2 separate regions of the Homo sapiens genome follow, and region 1 is linked to region 2. The links are chromatin loops, found by intact Hi-C in ENCODE. Cell type or tissue: OCI-LY7. All regions are shown on one strand. Links, peaks and the distances in the headings refer to the core of each region. The heading gives the core; the rest is flanking DNA. Region 1 overlaps LOC102724152 (a long non-coding RNA gene). Region 2 overlaps LOC124901499 (a long non-coding RNA gene).

The links. Peaks named below come from ENCODE experiments on the same cell type or tissue, not always from the same donor. Only the 100,000 strongest peaks of a DNase experiment are listed, where the experiment ranks them.
Region 1: a loop joins it to region 2, with 6 times the contacts of the local background. A loop is called at or near these places in 3 of 110 quality-filtered maps.

The regions. Positions count from the first base shown.
Region 1 is chr6:163,666,262-163,670,657 of GRCh38, reverse strand. All of the region lies in intron 1 of LOC102724152 (a long non-coding RNA gene), which reads left to right. Among named protein-coding and RNA genes, the nearest start is that of QKI, 250 kb to the right of the region's middle. In OCI-LY7, for the core only: no CTCF peak of the experiment used is centred there; DNase peaks (open chromatin) are centred at 2,097 and 2,757; H3K4me3 peaks cover 1,713 bases; H3K27ac peaks cover 1,639 bases.
Region 2 is chr6:163,754,288-163,758,683 of GRCh38, reverse strand. All of the region lies in intron 1 of LOC124901499 (a long non-coding RNA gene), which reads right to left. Among named protein-coding and RNA genes, the nearest start is that of QKI, 340 kb to the right of the region's middle. In OCI-LY7, for the core only: no CTCF peak of the experiment used is centred there; a DNase peak (open chromatin) is centred at 2,413; H3K4me3 peaks cover 1,822 bases; H3K27ac peaks cover 2,788 bases.

The DNA.
Region 1 (4,396 bases), core at 273-4,272, 88 kb after region 2:
GCTTATTAGATGCACATCAAGCAGATCCTGTTTACTCCGTCTCAGCTTTTCTTTCATGGCATCAGGGGCAGGATATTATTTGCAAGCAGCCAAGGTAATTACCATCCAGCAGGGTCCAATTGTTTTCAATTAAAAGCTTTACTGCAGTCTTTAGTTTTAATACCATTGTGGCCATCTGCTTTCACTGAAGATCTACCAGCCAAAAGCCCAGACCACATCTTAATGCCATTAACTCCTGAGAGCCATTTTCCTCCAGAATGAACTCAATAGTCCAGGGGAAATATGGGGATAGCCTCATGTTATCTTTGGTGGCCTGGGGAAAGCTATAGGACTCAGGAAGGTTATTTTCAGAAAGACAAGCACTACCTCTTCTTGCCTGAAGTACTAGGTAATTGTCTTAATTCTCTGCTTCACTTCAGCAGAGGATGCCGAACTGTAACTGCTCCATTGCACATTTTCCATCCAGCCTCAATATTCTGTAGCTCTATTATAAAATGTCTCTGAACTGTAATTTCATCAGATGGATCACTTTGGTATAGACATTTTCCATTTTGATATTCAATTTCTATCCAACTCTGCTTAGCTCACCATGACCCAAAATCTAGGTGTGGGTAAACGGTAAGGAGTGACCCAGGTTACCGAATGGATGCTCACACTGCAATGTGAGGTCATTTAACTGTTTTCATGGCTTAAAACCTGCAGGCCATTCCAGTCACAAATTTATTAGGGATTAACTAGAGAGTTTTATTGAACTATCAGGGACAATAGCCCAAAGCCTAGACTTGGAGTTTACAGCACATGTTTTGCCTACTCCTGAGGGTTCACACTGTGCATTGGTTCCACCAAAGCCATTTACATTTCTCCCTTCTCCTTCCCTTCCTCTGCAAGGGAGGCTTCTTTGCAACCCAGGTGGCCATGGCCCATAACCCTGGCCAATAAGATGGAGGGTGCAAGTCCAAGAGGAAAGATTACCTTCTCCCAAAACCATACAGAGGCTCTATGCTCTTTGATTTCCTTTGCCCTTGTGCAAAAATCACTAGCTATGTCAGATCTACCAGTAGGATTTATTGTTTTGATTTGTTTGTTTGTTTAAAAAAATCCTAACTGCTGAAGTAATCAAAACTAAGAAAATGGTCACAAAAGTGTCCAAGAAAACCAGAGGTATTGCCTTCCTGGTTCCAGAAAGCATTTCCATTTTGAGGCAGCAAAATTAATATCTTAATTCTCAAAATTATAAGACAAAAAATTCTGGAAGGAATTACTCAAACTAAAAGAATCTAGAATGCAAAATCAATAATCCCTGTGGCATAGCTATCACTTTCCTACAAATATTTCTGGCTTTCCTTCTGGGAATAAGATGGGCTTGTGCTTCCTTGCCCCTCCAACATGAGATATCACGGTCGTTTGTTACAGCAAAATAACCAGTCTGACTGCTACCCAATGCTAACAAACAAACTCTGGAAAATGCAGGGACATTGAGTTGGAGAAAATGATCTTTGAAAAGCCCTGAAAAGCGGGGCACGGTGGCTCATGCTTGTAACCTCAGCACTTTGGGAGGCCGAGGCGGGCGGATCACGAGGTCAGGAGATCGAGACCACAGTGAAACCCCATCTCTACTAAAAATACTAAAAATTAGCCAGGCATGGTGGTGGGTGCCTGTAGTCCCAGCTACTCGGAGAGGCTGAGGCAGGAGAATGGCGTGAACCCGGGAGGCGGGGCTTGCAGTGAGCCAAGATCACACCACTGCACTCCAGCCTGGGCGACAGAGCGAGACTCTGTCTCAAAAAAAAAAAAAAAAAAAAAAAAAGAAAAGAAAGGCACTGGAATGTTATCAAGATCACCCAGTGACTCCGATGTGCAAGAAAGCTTAGAAACCATCCAATCAAAGTCTTTTTTTCTTAATTCAAAAAAAAAACACTCTTTTTATGGGCATAAAAGTATTTATTTCAAAGAGGTCAGAAAGCAATGGCTGGCCATGCCAGAAAAGGAAGCTAAGACGGCTAGGATCTAACTAGGAGGGTAAGTTGCAACCTGTTCATACTGCCCAGATGGAAAGGGGACTCCTATAATATCAGCTTCATACATCCACTGTCTGTAACTTCCGTTACCTAATACCATCTCCGTCAGCCTTTCAGCCAAGTATGGTAGCATCTTTCTCGAATATTTATAAATTGCCTACAAGCACTGAAATTGCTGTTAGAAACTATACATCTTCAAACATGCACACTCCATTCTGTTCTCTCCAGACTCTGTTCTCCCCAGAATCCTGCTAATTTCTCTACAGTTTCAAGTCTCAGTCAGGGCTTCAGAAGGTTGAGGAACAGGCTACCCTCTGCAGTCAAGTTTGTCCTGGCTACGAAGTCCTGCCCCACCTGCAATCTGCCTCTGCCCTCGTGCAGTTGTGACAGACTGGAAAGCGCATTGTATTGAATTACCCTTTCTAGAAAAGAGCCAAGTAAGAAATTAGTTATTCATAAGTTCTTTGTGCATGATTTGCCACAGAAATAACATGAACTATTTTTGTAGGGCTTTGACAAACCTGACTAGGCTTAGCCCAACCTGGAATAGTCCCTGGGGAGCCTGCGAAAAACAAGCCACATGAGCTGTCCTGATGCTAGCTTCTGAGGGCCCTGACCCCCAGATCTCTATCCTCCCCCTCACCCTGCTTCTCATCCCCACCCCCTGCAGTCCTTCCTCTCAGGCTTTTGCAGTTACTCAAGATACTGTGCACGTAGCAGAGCAATCAGATGCTTTCTCTCAGATGGCTTGGCTAATGGCCACTTCCTGTGGTTGTCAAATGAAAAAAGAAGAACTAGCACATCCCCAATGACTTATTGTATCACTTCCCGTATCTGACTATCTGGCAGCCAGCATAATTTAACATCACTCGTAAATTAAGAGCCTCTTGCGAGGGTGCCACAGCTGAGCCCACCACCCCGTTTTGCTGATTAGAAAGAAACCGTGCCAGGACTTCCATTATGAATAGTCATTTCCTAAAATGTAACTCCAACAACACTGACATCTAATCATATATTAAATGAATGAATAGGGGTTCCATATCCACCCTGTGGACCTCTGAGCTCATTCTGAAGATTAAAGTGACTTCCTTTAACGTTCTCCCCACTAGCACCGTGCCCGTAAGGCCAGATTTCACCGCGACCGCCCCTTGCACCCCCCAACCAGCCCTCCAGCCCCCAGGTTATCCCCCACACTTTTCCCTGTCTCTTGGCTTTGCTCCGTTTCCCTTCCCTTCATGGCCTGGCCTGTGAGAAGAGTCAAGGTGAGCTCAAGCGAGGACCCTCATTCTGCCCCAACACCTCAGGCCCCTTTCTTGTTGAGAGTGGACAGCTCCATCAGGCACTTGGTGCCAAATGGAAGCAATGGAACTCGGTGCTGGCTCTCCATGTCCAGCCAGCGCTGGCTGCAAGCAGCAGAGACAAGCAGGGGCAGAAATCATAAGCAGACCCCTAGGGCTGCGTGTCCTCCCCTGGGCAGGCACACAGTGGGGCGTGCTAAGCAGCTTCGTAGGTAGTGGCTGCGCCGCATCTTGTTGACCTTAGCAGAGAATCCCATTCTCTGCTAGGCTTTCCAGCCAGGCTGGAAAAGCCTAGCTCATACTTGAGGAAAAAGACCTCCTTGATGCCATATAGGTGGTTTTGCATGTGCGTTCGTTCTGTTCTCTTGCTTTTTTCAGTGTGGGATTGTGAATGAGCACTGGAGCTGGGTCCAATGGCCCAATTTGCACACTGGCTTTGTTTGGTGCAGAGCGTGGCCACGGCCTCAGCAGCCCTATTGGAAGTGAGCTGTGTTTGGGTAAATCATGACCTCTCTGAGCCTTGGGTTTCCCTCTGTAAAATCGCAACCACACTCTACTGAGCCTTGATCTATGTTCAGGACTGTGAAAAATCAATGAGACAACACATATGAAAATACTCTGGGAAATGGAAATTTATAGCTGTCATTTTGCTAAAACTTATAAGAATAGATTAGCCCAGTTCTAGTAATAACTTCATCATTTATGAGTTGTGTGTCTTTAAACATGATATTTAAACTTCCTCAACCACAGGAACTTCATACAACTCATGGCTCCTTCCTAAGTTTGCTGTGAAAACTAAAATGAGTTGATATAAAATACATACCACAGTACTTGGCAGAGAACGTGAGCTCGGTAAATGACAACTGCTTTTATTTGTTATTGTTAGTATTTTTATTATCTGAAGAGGACAAAGAAGATAAAAAGCTTGTCCAAAAAAAAAATGAGATGCCATTTTTATATTTTATGAGTCTCGAAAAGATCAGGGACGTGGTTTCTAAAATGACTTTGATTCAAAAATAAAGACCAGTGTTTGATAGCTTCAGAATATTGTCTAACGGATTTGGGAACTCTGAAAAAAAA
Region 2 (4,396 bases), core at 174-4,173:
TGGAGCATAAAAAATAAAAGCACGCATATGGGGAGCGGAGCTAGAAGGCAATAAGATGCACGCGGCAGTAACGAGGATGTGTTACAGGAAAGGGGTCCTGACCAAACCCCAAGAGAGGGCTCTTGGACCCCACGCAAGAAAGAATTCGGGGGCGAGTCCACAGAGTAAAGTGAAAGCAAGTTTATTAAGAAAGTAATGGAGTAAAAGAATGGCTACTCCACAGGTAAAGCAGCCCCAAGGGCTGCTGGATGCCCATTTTTATGGTTATTTCTTGATGATACTCTAAACAACGGGTGGATTATTCATGCCTCCCTTTTTAGACCATATAGGGTAACTTCCTAATGTTGCCATGGCATTTGTAAATGATCATGGCGCTGGTGGGAGTGTAGCAGTGAGGACGACCAGAGGTCACTATCATTGCCATCTTGGTTTTGATGGGATTTGGCCAGCTCATTTACTGCAATCTATTTTATCAGTAAGGTCTCCATGACCTGTATCTTGTGCTGACCCCTTATTTCATCCTATGATTAAGAATGCCTTAACCATCTGGGAATGCAGCCCAGTAGGTCTCAGCCTTATTTTACCCAGCCCCTATTCAAGACGGAGTAGCTCTGGTTCAAACGCCTCTGACAGACGGACAGGAGTTGATAAAAGTGGATGTATGTAAGAGATATTCCATATATTTAAGAGTTGAAATCCTCAGGACATGGAAACGAAAGGAGGAAGAGAAAGAGGTCATAGTCTGAGGGTCCTGGTGACCAGGCAGGTAACAGTGCCTTTTACTGATGTGTGAAATCAAGGAGGAGCAGCTTTCAGAGACAGACCAAAGGTTTAGGTTTGAACATGAAGAGTGTCCTTAAGAAGTGCAAGTGGGAATGTTAATGGGCAATGAGATCATTTGCATCTGGAATTCAGAGAAGCAAGCTGATCTACAAATTTAAAGTTTGGAGTCATTGGAATGCAAATGGCACTTGTAGCTGGCAACAGCCATGAGCAAGGGTGAGATCTCCAGGCAAGAGCAGAGTGTGAAGGAGACCTGAGAGCAAACTGTGAAGGAGAACAGGATGGAGAAGTCTGCTGAAGAGGACAAGCAGGAAGAGCAGCCTGAAAAGAAGGCAGGGCCATGAGGGGAAGTCAGCTGCCATCAATGAAGCCAGTGTGGAGAAGGAAAGGAGAGATCAGCCAGGTCAAATGCTGAGAGTATGAAATGAAGGCTGAAAATGCCCATCACACATGATGATGTGGAGATACCTACTATTTTGTTAATATGATATTAGCAGGATACAAAGTTGAATGCATTGAGGAGTGAAGAGGAAATGAAAAAATTGGGCTAGTTACGCTCAACAAAATAGAACAAAAGACCCTATTAAAAAATGAACAAAGAATAGATATTTCTGCAAAGAAGATATACAAATAGCTAACAAGCACATGAAAAGATGCTCAATACCACTAATCATTAGGGAACTGCAAATCAAAACCACAGTGAGATACCACTTTATCCCATTAGAATGGCCACTACTGGAAAAAGAGAGAAATACAAAATAATAACTGTTAGCAAGGATGTAGAGAAATTAGAATCTTTAAGTGCTGTTTGTGGGAATGTAAAATTGTATAGCTACTATGAAAACAGTACGGAACTTCCTAAAACATTAAAAATAGAATTACCACATAATCCAGTAATCCCACTTCTGGGTGTGTACCCAAATGAATTAAAAGCAGGGCCCTGAAGAGATATGTGTACATCCATGTTCACAGCAGCACTATTTACAATAGCAAAAAGACAGAAGCAACCCAAGTGTCCATCACTGATGAGCGAATGGATACACAAAATGTAGAAATGTAGTGTATATACAGCCGGGCACGGTGGTTCATGCTGTAATCCCAGCACTTTAGGAGGCTGAGGCGGAAGGATCACAAAGTTAGGAGATCAAGACCATCCTGGCTAAGACGGTGAAACCCCATCTCTACTAAAAATACAAAAAATTAGCCGGGCGTGGTGGTGAGCGCCTGTAGTCCCAGCTACTCAGGAGGCTGAGGCAGGAGAATGGTGTGAACCTGGGAGGTGGAGCTTGCAGTGAGCCTTGGCACTTCACTCCAGCCTGGGCGACAGAGTGAGACTCCATCTCAAAAAAAAAGAAAAAAAAAGAAAAGAAAAGAAATATACGTGTGTGTGTGTGTGTGTGTGTGTGTGTGTGTGTGTGTACACTACTATGGAATATTAGCTCCAAAAAAGAAAACTTTGACACATGCCACAACACGGATGAGCCTTGAGGACATTAAGCTAAGTGAAATAAGCCAATCACAAAAAGACAAATACTGTAAGAGTCCATTTACATGAAGTATCCAGAGCAGTCAAATCAGAGAGAGAAAGCAGAATGGTGGCTGCCAGCGGCTGGAGAAATGGGGAAGGGAAACTTGTTGCTTCATGGGTATAGAGTTTCAGTTCTGCAAGATGAAAAGAATTCCGGAGATCAGTTGCACAGTAATGTGAATACACTTAATACGGCTGAACTGTTTACTCAAAAATAGTTATGATGGTAAAATTTTTTGTTATGTGTATTTCACCACAATTTTTTAAAACTCAGCTATGAAAATGTAACCCTTATATGTGGGTAGAATAAATCACATGTTTTAGTAGCTAAAAAGAAATACTCGGCTAATTATTGTATACACTTCTTTCAAGGAATTTGGTGTAGAAGAAAAAAGAGATCAGGTGGTAACTGAAAGACAAATGTGAGATTAAGAGAAATTCATTTCTTCTATAAATACGGTAGAAGCTCAAGCATATAGAAATGATGATAGGAATGAACTGGGAGGGGGGAAATTTAGAGCAGGAAAGAATAATCAATATTGAGACATCTCTCAGAAGTGGGAGGAGATGCAATCCAGAACACAGATAGAAAGATGAGGCTTGGCCAAGAACACAAACACCTCCTCTAAGTGCAAAGAGAGGGAATGAGGCTGGGAGGAAGGAATGAGGTATTCAGTCAGGTATATTGATTTGGGAGCAGAACGTTGAAGGGTTCTAGTCTAAATGCTTTAATTTTCTTAGAAAAGAATCAGGGTTCTCTTCTGAAAAGACAGGTATTGATGAGGCTTTAGAATTTCCAAAATAGTAAAGAAAGTTCAAAATAGTCATTAAGAGCACAGGAGAACATCCTGGCCAGGGAAATACGGTAGGATTGCTCGGCAGGATGGAGCCCCCATTCAAGGCTGGTATCTTATGAGTTTATCAGGATTCTTATCTGCCCTATTGTGTGGTTTTCTCTGACCTCCTGGGATACCTGGGTACAGGTACAGAGAAAATGTATTGTTGAGTTCGTCCAGAGTTGGGGTTTTGACAAATTTGCCGAGGGACGGGGAGATGATTTGGTAAGACCTAATGTTGAGGAACCAAGGAATCTAAGGTACATATGGAGAGAAATAAGGAGAGACCAATGGATGAGGAAAAGGTTAAAGAATGAATGAACAGGGGGTTCCGAGGGCCAGAGATGGTTTTAGTGGAAGTAGCTGATCAGGCAGCTGGAATGGTTAAAAAAAAACGTGTAGCAAGAGAGAGGAACATGCATATTAAGAATCTTGGCAATGACACTGCATCAAGTTGGTGGGGCGGGGTGGGGGACACATGACAAAGTGGGGGAGTGGCCACATGTGGGGCACCAAGAGGACAGGCCATCAAGCGCATGCTGAAGGCACCCAGGAAGACGGCAGAACCAGGGTGGAGAGAAGACAGAAAACCAAGTGACAAAGCCTTCATTTGTTAGGGAAAAAGGAGGGGTGCTTTTTACAGTTTTATTCACAACATTTGCTATTATGGGTTGCATCGTATCCCCCGAAAATTCCTATGTTGAAGTCCTAACCCCCAGCAACTCAGAGTATGTCCTTATATGGAAATACAGTCATTGCAGATACAATTAATTAATTATGATTATTACAATTAATATAGTTAAGGTGAGGTCCTTAAAGTGGACCTTAATCCAATATTACTGGTTTCCCTATAAAAATGGGAACTTTGGGCCAAGTGCGGTGGCTCACGCCTGTAATCCCAGCACTTTGGGAGACCGAGGTGGGCAGATCACGAGGTCAGGAGATCAAGACCATCCTGGCTAATACAGTGAAACCCCGTCTCTACTAAAAATACAAAACAATTAGCCGGGTGTGGTGGCGGGCGCCTGTAGTCCCAGCTACTCTGGAGGCTGAGACAGGAGAATGGTGTGAACCCAAGGCAGGGCTTGTAGTGAGCCAAGATCGTGCCACTGCACTCCAGCCTGGGTGACAGAGCAAGACTCTGTCTCAAAAAGAAAAGGTACTTTGGGCTGGGCGTGGTGGCTCACGCCTGTAATCCCAGCACTTTGGGAGGCGAGTTAGGTGGATCATGAGGTCAGGAGATCAAGAC